2 separate regions of the Homo sapiens genome follow, and region 1 is linked to region 2. Evidence: chromatin loops called from intact Hi-C (ENCODE). Cell type or tissue: tibial artery. All regions are shown on one strand. Links, peaks and the distances in the headings refer to the core of each region. The heading gives the core; the rest is flanking DNA. Region 1 has its middle 25 kb from the start of QTMAN. Region 2 overlaps ZEB2 (zinc finger E-box binding homeobox 2).

Evidence for each region. Peaks named below come from ENCODE experiments on the same cell type or tissue, not always from the same donor. Only the 100,000 strongest peaks of a DNase experiment are listed, where the experiment ranks them.
Region 1: a loop joins it to region 2, with 2.0 times the contacts of the local background. A loop is called at or near these places in 2 of 110 quality-filtered maps.

The regions. Positions count from the first base shown.
Region 1 is chr2:144,354,880-144,360,263 of GRCh38, reverse strand. No RefSeq gene overlaps it. Among named protein-coding and RNA genes, the nearest start is that of QTMAN, 25 kb to the right of the region's middle. RefSeq lists an enhancer at 2,779-3,292. In tibial artery, for the core only: no CTCF peak of the experiment used is centred there; a DNase peak (open chromatin) is centred at 2,119; H3K27ac peaks cover 1,920 bases.
Region 2 is chr2:144,446,583-144,451,966 of GRCh38, reverse strand. The region is part of intron 2 of ZEB2 (zinc finger E-box binding homeobox 2); the gene reads left to right. Among named protein-coding and RNA genes, the nearest start is that of ZEB2-AS1, 70 kb to the left of the region's middle. In tibial artery, for the core only: a CTCF peak has its summit at 2,669; a DNase peak (open chromatin) is centred at 2,820; H3K4me3 peaks cover 1,229 bases; H3K27ac peaks cover 3,966 bases.

The DNA of each region.
Region 1 (5,384 bases), core at 240-5,239, 92 kb after region 2:
CTAAAAGAATAAATAATTACTAAAAGAATTCAATTGTATCCCCATGGCTGAACTGCAGAATTCATGCAAGCAAAGTGACATTTCGCCCATGAAAAAGATTTTGTCAAGATCAGGTTTGTTCTTCCCTACATGTTTTCTCCATTTCACTCTTTTTGGAAGTGGACCAATAAATGTAATTCCTACAGTTGGCAATGTATCCCCACTTATCCTCATCAAAATTCAAGTCCTGGTGTAGGCCAAAATTCAATCCTGGTATAAAAGGAGGGAGCTGTTAACACCCCAGACTGACTCTGAGGATAATCCCACAGCTACTTTACCCAGAGGAAATGAACATTTATTGACCACTTACATTTATTGAGCCAGGCTCATACTTGCTAATGCATCAGTATATCATTTGTTCATTCATTAATTCAATCAATAAACACTGTTTGCCAAGCACCAGGAATACCAAGAAGAATGGGTCACGGTCTGTACCTGCAAGAAGCATGGTCTAGTTCTCTAATCCATATCATTCAATCTGACAATAACTGAAAGAGAAGAAACTGGAACTCAGTAAGTTTAAACAACTTGTCCCATGACAGAGGCAGCATTTATGCTGAAGTCTATGAGACTCCAAACTCTATTCTTGCTCCACTGTCTCCTTCTTGTTGCCGAATAAAACATTCTTACACTATTTAGAGTGTGATGGTGGGAACTGAAATGTCAGTAAAATACTCAATATTCAAATGCCATGATGGATAGTCTAAAATGCTTTTTTTTTTCTTTCTGTTTGTCTATTGCTTAAACAAAAGATGCCTACTGAGGGTTCTTTGCCTTCATCACAAACTAGGAAAAGAGACAAAACTATATTTTTTGCTGAGTAATGTCGTAGTCATTTGTTGTTGCTGGTTTTCACTGGAGTCCTAACTGAGCAAGCCGTAACACTGACACACAGATTCAGTCAGGGCTGATTGTCTTCAACACTGTGCTAGCTGATGTCCTTGAATGTAACGCAGCTCACATCTTCACAGTACATCTCTCCCCCTGAGGATTCTTAGTACTAACTCCTATTATCTATGCATAAATGCTGATGCTAGATCAGGACAAGCATTTAGTTATACTGCAGGGGCACTTTGAATGAATGACCTGGGGCTTGGCTGAAGACCAAGTCCATTGGAAACTCCCCTCTAAGCTGTGCATTTTTAGGCTGTGGTCATCGTTGGGATTTCCCCCCAAAAACTTCTCTGTCATGGCAGAAATGTAACAGCCCCCATTTTAGAATAGTATACAAGCCTGGATCTCAAAGTAAGTATGAAATGATTTGCTTTACATCTTGATGGTTCTATTCTTCTTAAATCCTTCCTCATTCTTAAATGTTTTTCTATTTGCATATTCTTAAATCTTTTCTTATTTGCATATTGAAGTCTTCTTGTAAAAGTGTCTGCTTTTCCCCAAAAATGATACACTCAACATTTCCTGACAGTCTATGTCCCATAGAATTCTAGGTACTTTTGGTTTATTATAACCAAGACTAAAGAGAAAGTTTCCAAATAGCATCTGACAGGCTTCTAAAGTCATAAGAGTTACAGACTAAATGTTTAGTCAAATACAATGATACAATTCATGTTTCTAGCAAGCTGTCTCTTGGTTAAAAAGCTGGACTAAATTTATATATAGAGAGAGAGCCACAAAAAAGCCATACTCAGAAACAACGGATCATGCATATTTAAGTTGTTGGTAGAAGCACTAGATGACTGGATTCTATCTGTTGCTCGGTATAATAAAATTTTAGGCCTTGGAAATGGTTCCAGGAATGGCAGACTGTTACGAAAAAGAAAAAGATCCTCACTGGTAGAAGTGTATCAAACTATCTAAATTATTCAAATTGTTTTATTTTTCCAAATAGACCTACTACCTCTAAGTATACTAGAAGACCAGAAGTATATTCAGAAATTACTGGTCAAAAACTATCTGTGACCCAGATACTGTTTGGATTTGCATGAGATGTTTCCAAAGCAGTCCGGGAAAGCCCACAAATTCAAAGCAGCCTCTTTATCCTCACCCCATTTCTGCTGAGTCCAAGAACCTTATTTCATTTCCTGCATGGTAGGCATTTTTTAGGGACTAGGTAAGCCATGACATCTGCACTGCTTTCTGAGTCATTGTCGTGAAATGATACATGCTTGGGTGTAGTGCGGCTACTTGGTTCCCAGAGAAAACAAACAAACAGAAGTCAGCTAGGAACTTGAGTCTTGCTAAAAACAAAGACAACATACAATTCCAAATTTTTAATTTATTTTTTAAAAACAGAGCCTTTGGCTTTCAAGTTTCCAAATGATATTTTCTAACCCTGGGAAAATATTTTAAATGAGATCTTTAGCTCTGCATGCCTCATTTCAGACCATTCCAATTTGTCAAAGGGGACTGGTCAGGCATCTTCTAAGCAGGTCTGTCTTTGGAAGATTAAGGCGTAAACCTCTGATTATGATAGACCAGGGGGGCACATATTCATGTAAAATTCCCTTCATTAGGATAGCTTGAAAAATAATTTCATCATTTTGTTATCTAGAAAAGGGTAAATATTTCATCTATTAACTGTCATACATAATTGTGAGCTAAGTCCTAAAGAGTTATAAAGATGAATAAGATATAGTCCCTGTCCTCACAAAAGTTAAGAGTATGGTGGCTGGGGGCAGGCGCTCACGCCTGTAATCCCAGCACTTTGGGAGGCCGAGGCAGGCGGATCACCTGAGGTCAGAAGTTCGAGACCAGCCTGGCTAACATGGTGAAACCCCATCTCCACTAAAAACACAAAAAAATCAGCTGGGCGTGGTGGCACGTGCCTGTAGTCTCAGCTACTCAGGAGGCTGAGGCAGGAGAATCACTTGAACCCGGGAGGCGGAGCTTGCAGTGAGCGGAGATCACGCCGTTGCACTGCAGCCTAGGTAACAAGAGCAAAACTCCATCTCAAAAAAAAAATAGTAAGGCGTATGAAGATGAGGATGAGGCATGAATACAGAAGTCCGTAACATTAGTAAATTATGAAATTGTAAATATAGTACATAGAGATTTCAGAGGTAGACAAAGAAAATAACGTAAGTTAAGTCTCCTATTAGAGGAGAGTAGAACGTATGTAAGGATCTTTTTCAGATTTCTTAAATCTTTGAAGGAAGAAATAGGAGCTAGAAGTATTACTGGGAAATTACTGAACAACAAGAACAAAAATTCAAGTAAATAACTAGTCCTTCATACCAACATCTCCTGTGAGGAACAAAATTTAGTAGAAAACTTTTATCAAGTGCTTATATTATGCTAGGCATTCATATCCTAGTACCATTTGCTTTATTTTTAAGATGAACTGATGAGAGATCAAGTGACTTACCCAAAGTAACACACGTAAAAAATGGTAGAGTCAGGATTAGAAGCAAAGCCCAGCTAGCTTTAACCATGCAGTCTTGCATAAGCAAAGGTTGAGGAGGAGAGGAAAACACGAGGCATGCAAAACGATTTAAGAATTAATAGCAATCTTAGGCTAGGTTATTCTGTGGTAACAAAAAGCCCTCAAGTCTTAGTGATTTATGAAAACAAAGGTCATTCCTTGTTCACATTGCATGTTGGCTGCAGGTCTGCTGGGGCTGTCTGGAGTTCTCTTCACTCTGGAGTCCAGGGTGAAGGAACTACTCCATCTTGGACACTGCTATGGCATGACAAAAGGGAAAGCCCCTTAAAGCTTCTGCTGGGAAGTGGAAAGTTATCACTTTTGCCCTCATTTTGTTAGCCAAAGTTAGTCACATGGGCAAGCCTGATGTCCATGGGGGAGGGCGTTTAGTTCCCCTTAGGGAGGAGTAACAAACATTCTGAACAAGAATGCAATCTGTCACCATCTGCCCTCTTGGTCACATAATACTACTCCCTACTTTTGCACAATTTATTCACTCTTTCCTCAAAAGAGATAATCCCAAATTCCTATTTACTCATGGGACTAAGCTTATAGTTCAGGATCTTGTGATAGTCTCTGGATTAGGTCTGGATAGTGGTTCATTTTGATCCAAATAACTGTAAATTAAATAACAAGCTATTAACCCCCTTCACAACCAATGTGCAATGACAGAATAGGAGCAAGATAACCTCACTAAACACTTCCACATGGGAAAGGATGAAGAGGAGACACACCACAATCTATGGGTCAGTGAAATCCTAAGACTCCACTCGTAAGCCACAGTGGGGGACCCCTGACCTGGGATGGGCCTCCAATTCAGGTCACTGCAGATCTGGAGGAAACCTGCACAATGGAATAAGGTCACACGCTTTGAACTGGAAACCAAAGAAAAGATTTGATTTTACCTGGACTAGACTTTTAAATAAACGAACATGAGTCTTAATCTGGACTACAGAAAGTAACTACAAGCTCTGTGATCTGCTGAAGATGTATTAAGGAACAGAGAGAGGAAATTCAACAGCACATGATTGAAAACAGTGATGGGGAGCTGCAAAATCATTACTTGTTTCTACCTTGCTGAGTTCAGGCTTTTTGTTAAAGCAGAATTGGTAGATAGAGGAGAACCAAAAAAATCAAAGATGACCACATTTTCTATCCTTGATGGCTGGAAAAACAATGATACTCTACATAGACATTGGGAAATATAGAAGAAAATATATTTCAGAAAGGAGATTTGGCATGAGGGCAGGAGTTCTAGACCAGCCTGGGTGACACAGACCCCGTCTCTATAAAAAATAAAAATAAAAATACAACAATTAGCTGAGCATGGTGGCATGTGCCTATAGTCCCAGCTACTCAGGAGGCTGAGGTGGGAGGATCACCTGAGCCTGGGGAGGTCGAGGCTGCAGTGATCCATGATTGTGCCACCACACTCCAGCCTGAGCAACAGAGTGAGACCTCATCTGAAAAACAAACAAACAAAGTGGAGTTTCAGGAAGTTAATTCCTCTTTTGTTCCTGATGGTGCAAATCCACACTCTCTCTGTCCTGATGCTGCATTTATTTATTGCTCCTAATGATGCCTGTCCAAGGTCTTTGGCTGGAGAACCCAAACGTCAGAGTTTGCAAGCAGTCCTTTCCTGGTTGCACAACATACAACCTTTATCACCGAGGAACATCCTTGGACAGGCAGTTCTCAAGGGCAGAGGGAGATTGGGGTAAAGTTGATGGCCTCAAGATCCCAAGCCACACATGGGCATATGTCTGACTGAACCATGCGTCATAGATGAGCATTCTAAAACCACTATTGTAAGAACATACTCACCATCATGGAATAGCTCATTTTCACTTTCTCCTTCTCCAAAGGTAAGTTAAAACTCAGGAAGCAATCATCTATTCTATACCATAACCATATAATTATTTTTCCAAAAAATATTTTTTATGTTAGCATGTTTATTCTTAATTTT
Region 2 (5,384 bases), core at 308-5,307:
TGTTATTTGGAGAAAAAAAATAGTTATGTTTAAAAAGCTTGACAAAGAAATTAATCAAAATGAGCTTCATGGACCTTGTAAAATATGGTCCAGGCACATGTAATGCATATGTAATAGGCATGCGTACCGATGTGTCCATATGGACAAATAGAAAACCCAAGAGTTAAAAGTTTCTGCAAAAAGACAACAACTTCTTTCCAAATTAAATAGAAGGCTTATTTGAATATAAACTTTCTCGCAATACAGCAAAATAACAAAGATTGGACAAAGGTTTCCAGGTGTCACTGTTGAAACTGCAATGGGAGGTAAGAGTATTGCTAGCTTCCCAAATGAACCACAGAAGGGGAAGTTGCATCATTCAAGATGCTTATCCTTTAGGATTTCCAAGTTTTAAAATGTAAATATTCATCTATGGAAAAACCAAAATTTCCAAGTTTTCCTAGTACACCTTCAAATCATTTCTACACCTAAGAAAAATAAATACTAATTTTTCTTAATGAGGCCTAATAACACCTTTAACTTACCAATTTAAGAGACGCTAAGTCAATACAATGTGCAGGTCCCTTCTGGATATTTATTTTCCTAAGCACAAATTCATTTATACCGAAAAAACAGTGGATGAAATACTAGAAAAATCTTTTCTGCACTGGACCTCTCTTTTCCAGATTTACCTAAGAGAATCTTACCAGGAATGGAGATAGACTTTTACTTCCTAAGTAGATTTAAATTTAACACCAATTTATTCACTCTAGTATTTCTATATGGGAACTAACAGCTTCTATAGGACCTCTACAAAGTGCCAGAAATATGATCTCATGTGTAGTAATAAATTTAAATGTGTTTTCTTTTACATATTCTATCCCTCCGTATTTTCCCAATCTCTTCCTTTTTTATGACTCCCCCACTCTCAGTTTCTAAAATCACTTGTCCACTCCGGAGACCCAGGGGCACTGCCTAGAGAAGGAGCTAACTTTAAAAAAAATAAACCAGGCTGGTCACAGTGGCTCATGCCTGTAATCCCAGCGCTTTGGGAGGCCAAGGCAGGCGGATCACCTGAGGTCAGGAGTTTGAGACCAGCCTGGCCAACACATGGTGAAACCCCATCTCTACTAAGAATACAAAAATTAACCAGGCGTGGTGGTGGGCGCCTGTAATCCCAGCTACTCGGGAAGCTGAGGCAGGAGAATTGCTTGAACCCGGGAGGCGGAGGTTGCAGTGAACCAAGGTCATGCCACTGCACTCCAGCCTGGGTGACTGAGTGAGACTCCAGCTCAAAAACAAAACAAAACAAAAAAAGCACCATACTCAGAGCTGCTATAAGTAACATGCAGTTGTAAGCCACACACTTCTTTGCATGATTCTTATTTTAAAGATTGGAAAGTAGAATTCGTATTTGTTTGTTGTACTAATTCCAGTGGTATACCTGGAATTAATAAATGGTACTAAGACACTAAGGCGTTACTTTCTTGCATTATTCTAAATCAGAGTGTTGATTAGAGAGAATAATCCAAAGGTAAAATAGTCAGATAATTTATTTTTATGTAAGTTTAAAAAGAGAAAGAGATTGATTTTTTTGAAGAGTTATAATTACATTCAGTATGTACCTTTTGTGCATTGAAATAATTTTAGATTTTCTGAAAAGGAAATATTGATGTAATTCAGCTCTCAAAACACTTGATGCCATGCCTTTCTTCCTAGTGTTTATGTAAAAGCAAGTGGTCAATTGTCGCTGCATCAGAGCTATGACAAGTTCTTCTATATTAGGTGGGCATCACTCAAACACTTTTCCATAGTAGATCCAGTGGTATACCTGGAATTAATACAATTTATTAAGTACTAAGCTATGTTGTATTTATTGTATTAATTCCAGTGGTAATACAATTCCAGTGGTAATACAATGTATTAATTCCAGGTATACCTACCACTGGAATTAATACAATAAATACAACATAGCTTACTACTCAAGTCTATTACACGCCATCTAAAATAGCTAATCAGAAAGGCTGTATGTCTGAAACACCCAAAAGTCACTCATCCTCTTTCTTAAAGCATTAAAAGTTTTGGCAACTTTTCTGAATCCGAGTTGTGTGAGTCCTATACTGTACTAAGCTGGACATCTTAAGGGCTGCAGGTTTTAATATTTACACTGCCCCGACTCAGTTGGTAACCGCTAGCAAATCATCTCACCCCAGTTTTTGTCCTTTTCCTGAAGAAAGCTGAATTTGGTTTCATGATCACTGTTTGCTGAAGAAGACAGTCCCAACAATGGTCCAAAGCAAGGCCAGCTTTTAAAACAGCCACCAATTCTGAGTCAAGGCATCTACCTTCATTCTAATCAAGAAGGGAAGATACAAAGTTTCAAGACCAGTCTTCACCTTGCACTGAATCTGACGGGGTCTTACTCAGCCACTTTCCACTACCTTTCAACCTAAAAGCCAAGAAAAGCAAGGATTTGGATTTTAAAGCTGTACTTGTTATAGGTGTTCATGGGTTTTGTTAGCATTGTTGTTTTTTAGGGATGAGGGGTGTTACTGGAGTGGAAGGGGGAGCTGTGTTGCTTTTAGTTTGTCATTTAGGATGTTAAAGTTAGTATGGGTTTCAGTTTGCATTTTAAAAATTAGAATGGTAATGAGCAAGGTGCCAGAAGGAAATAACAAAGCACATTTTCCTGAATAGCTCCCCCTGTCTTCTGTGTTCAGATTCTACTCTGACTTCCCAACCCGGCTTCCTCTCCCGCCTGCTCCCTTCTGAGGTGCAGTGTAGAAGTTCATTCTCAGGTTTCTCTCAGTTTGCAGGACGAGATGCTGCCGGCCAGGCCAAGGGCAGTTATGCCAGCTCAGTGTAGTGCAGCTTCCTTGCCCCAGCGTGCGCAGGCTGAAAGCTCAGCCAGTTTCTCTTTCTGAGGCTGCTTCACGTCTTCTCAGGGATTTCCAAGGCACGGACGTTCATTTGCCTAAAACTCTCTTAAACTGCCTGACAAAAAAAATAAGTACCTAAGTACGACATAAGTGGTACACCCACGCAGGATAATTAGGATTGATGTGCTCTTTTAGAGGCACCAGATCCTCAACCTCCCCTTACTAGTGGCATTTCTCACCTGCTCATGTGGTGCCCACCTGTGGCTTGCTGGCATTGCCACTGCCTGCGAGTGGGGAGATTTCCAAGTTCAAAATGAAGGCCTGATTTTACATGGTGGAACGCTGTAGGACTGTGTGGAGCTCTGTGAAGGAATTAAGGATGGCATGAAGTCCTAGTTTATGTCACTGCTCCCTTGTTTATGTTCTTTCCTTGACTATTCCCACGCCCCCTCTCCAGATTTTGCATGGCTTTTATAGCCTCTAGTAATTATATCAGCAGCATGGAGTCTATTTTTATCTCTTCTGAATGTGTGCAACGTAAATGTCAAAAACCATAAAGGCCCTTTTTAGCATGTACCTTGCATGCACAGTTTGAAAAGTGTGATGCAGCGTTCAGAGAGATGTTGCATTTTGAGGTGAGACAGATGAAAAGTGGAAAACTCAATTTCACCACTTAGCTGCGTGAACTTTCAGTAAGTCCTTTATCATCTTGAACGTTTAGCATTTTCTTCTGTAAAATGGAGTCCGGCTGCCTACCTCATAGGGTGGCAGCATGGAACCTAGTTTAGTGTCTGGGATGCCCCCTTTCCACAGCAGGTGCCCCCAAACTCCTAAATTATATATTTCATGCTTAAATGTCATGACCTTTCAATGCCCTGCATTGCCCTTTATCCAACTTAGAAACGGAGTAAAAATAAAATCTTACCACTGTAAGTCACAATAGGATTGTCACAAAATTAGCATGTGAAAGAATGATACGGAACTCACTGTCACCAAAAAACTGTCCCTAGACTTGGCTAATAATTATAATAATACCTAGCATTTATTACTAAGCACTTTCTGGGAGCTGGTCTCTAGGTGCTTTACATGTAACCTTCACAACCATCCACTGACCCAGTGGATAGATATTCTTGTCCTCCACTTAATAAAGGAGGACATGGAGGCAGGTTAGATAACTTAACAAAAGTCACAAGTTAGGAAGTTAGTCAGCTGGATTCAAATTGAAGCATCCTGATCCCAGAACCTACAGAAATATAAAATGTCTATCAGGCAGGAGCATTCACATGGCTGAGCTGCCCCAGCTTCTAGGCAAGGTTGTTTCCTCTCTTTGCACTTCCTATTTGAAGTTGGGCCCTGAAAGCGGCTAGATGGGCCCGTCAGAAGGGCATGCGAAGCTGCAGTCCCTTACTCAGCTACGAGTTAGGGACCATCATGCTTCAAAGGGGAAATGGCCTCAGCATGTTTAGGTAGTCCAGTACCATGGTACAGTTTTTATGGCTCATTAATTTATCTTTAATTGAAGATAAGTTGGGAGAATTTAGAGTTGTGAGAAAATGTGTTGTTTTCTAGTCAAAAATTCTCCTGTAGTTGTGATGAATGGACAAGATGGGAGTAACTGGGGGATGTGGTAAGGGATAATAATAAATAATAAAGAGCATATTTGTAGGCCCTCAACAAAATCTAGTGATGGAAGGAAGAACATATATAGGCATGTTAGACATATGAGAAATATCATAATACATTTTATGGGTAAGCTAAGAAGAACCAGTTATGCAAATTTTCTCTACTTTTTTATGAACTACTTATTGATTACCCCAGTCATTTTTCCATTGCTACCACTGCATAAAGCAGAGGAAGCCAGTGCAGTCAGAACCCTCTTATTTATACAGTAAAGGCTATTACCGACCAAGTACTTAGCAGCCAGAGAAATCTTGCGTGTAAAACAGAACTGGGATCTGAAGAACTTAGAATATGTCATTTAAAGAAATATGATCACTGGTATGTACTAAAGTGCTCCAACTTTTTAAAAACTTTAAAATCAGTTGACTGAAATTTACAGTTATTAAACTTAATTCTTTTTTTTTTTTTTTTTTGAAACAGTGTCTCACTCTGTCACCCAGGCTGGAGTGCCGTGGCGCGATCTCAGCTCACTGCAACCTCCATCTCTTGGGTTCAAGCAATTCTCCCACCTCAGCCTCCCCAGTAGTTGGGACTACAGGTGCAGGCCACCATGCCCGGCTAATTTTTGTAATTTTTGGTAGAGATGGGGTTTCACCATGTTGGCCAGGCTGGTCTCGAACTCCTGACCTCAGGTAATCCGCCTGCCTCAGCCTCCCAAAGTGCTGGGATTACAGGTGTGAGCCACCGCGTCCAGCCAATTGTTAGTCTTTGGTACGGTGCCCATGAGTCATCAAACTCATATGTGGAAGTTTTTGAAAGAAGAAAAAAAAATGAGAGTAGATTGATTAATGACTATTAAAAATAGCCTGGGATCTACGAATACCCATAGTAAAGAGCACCAGGCAC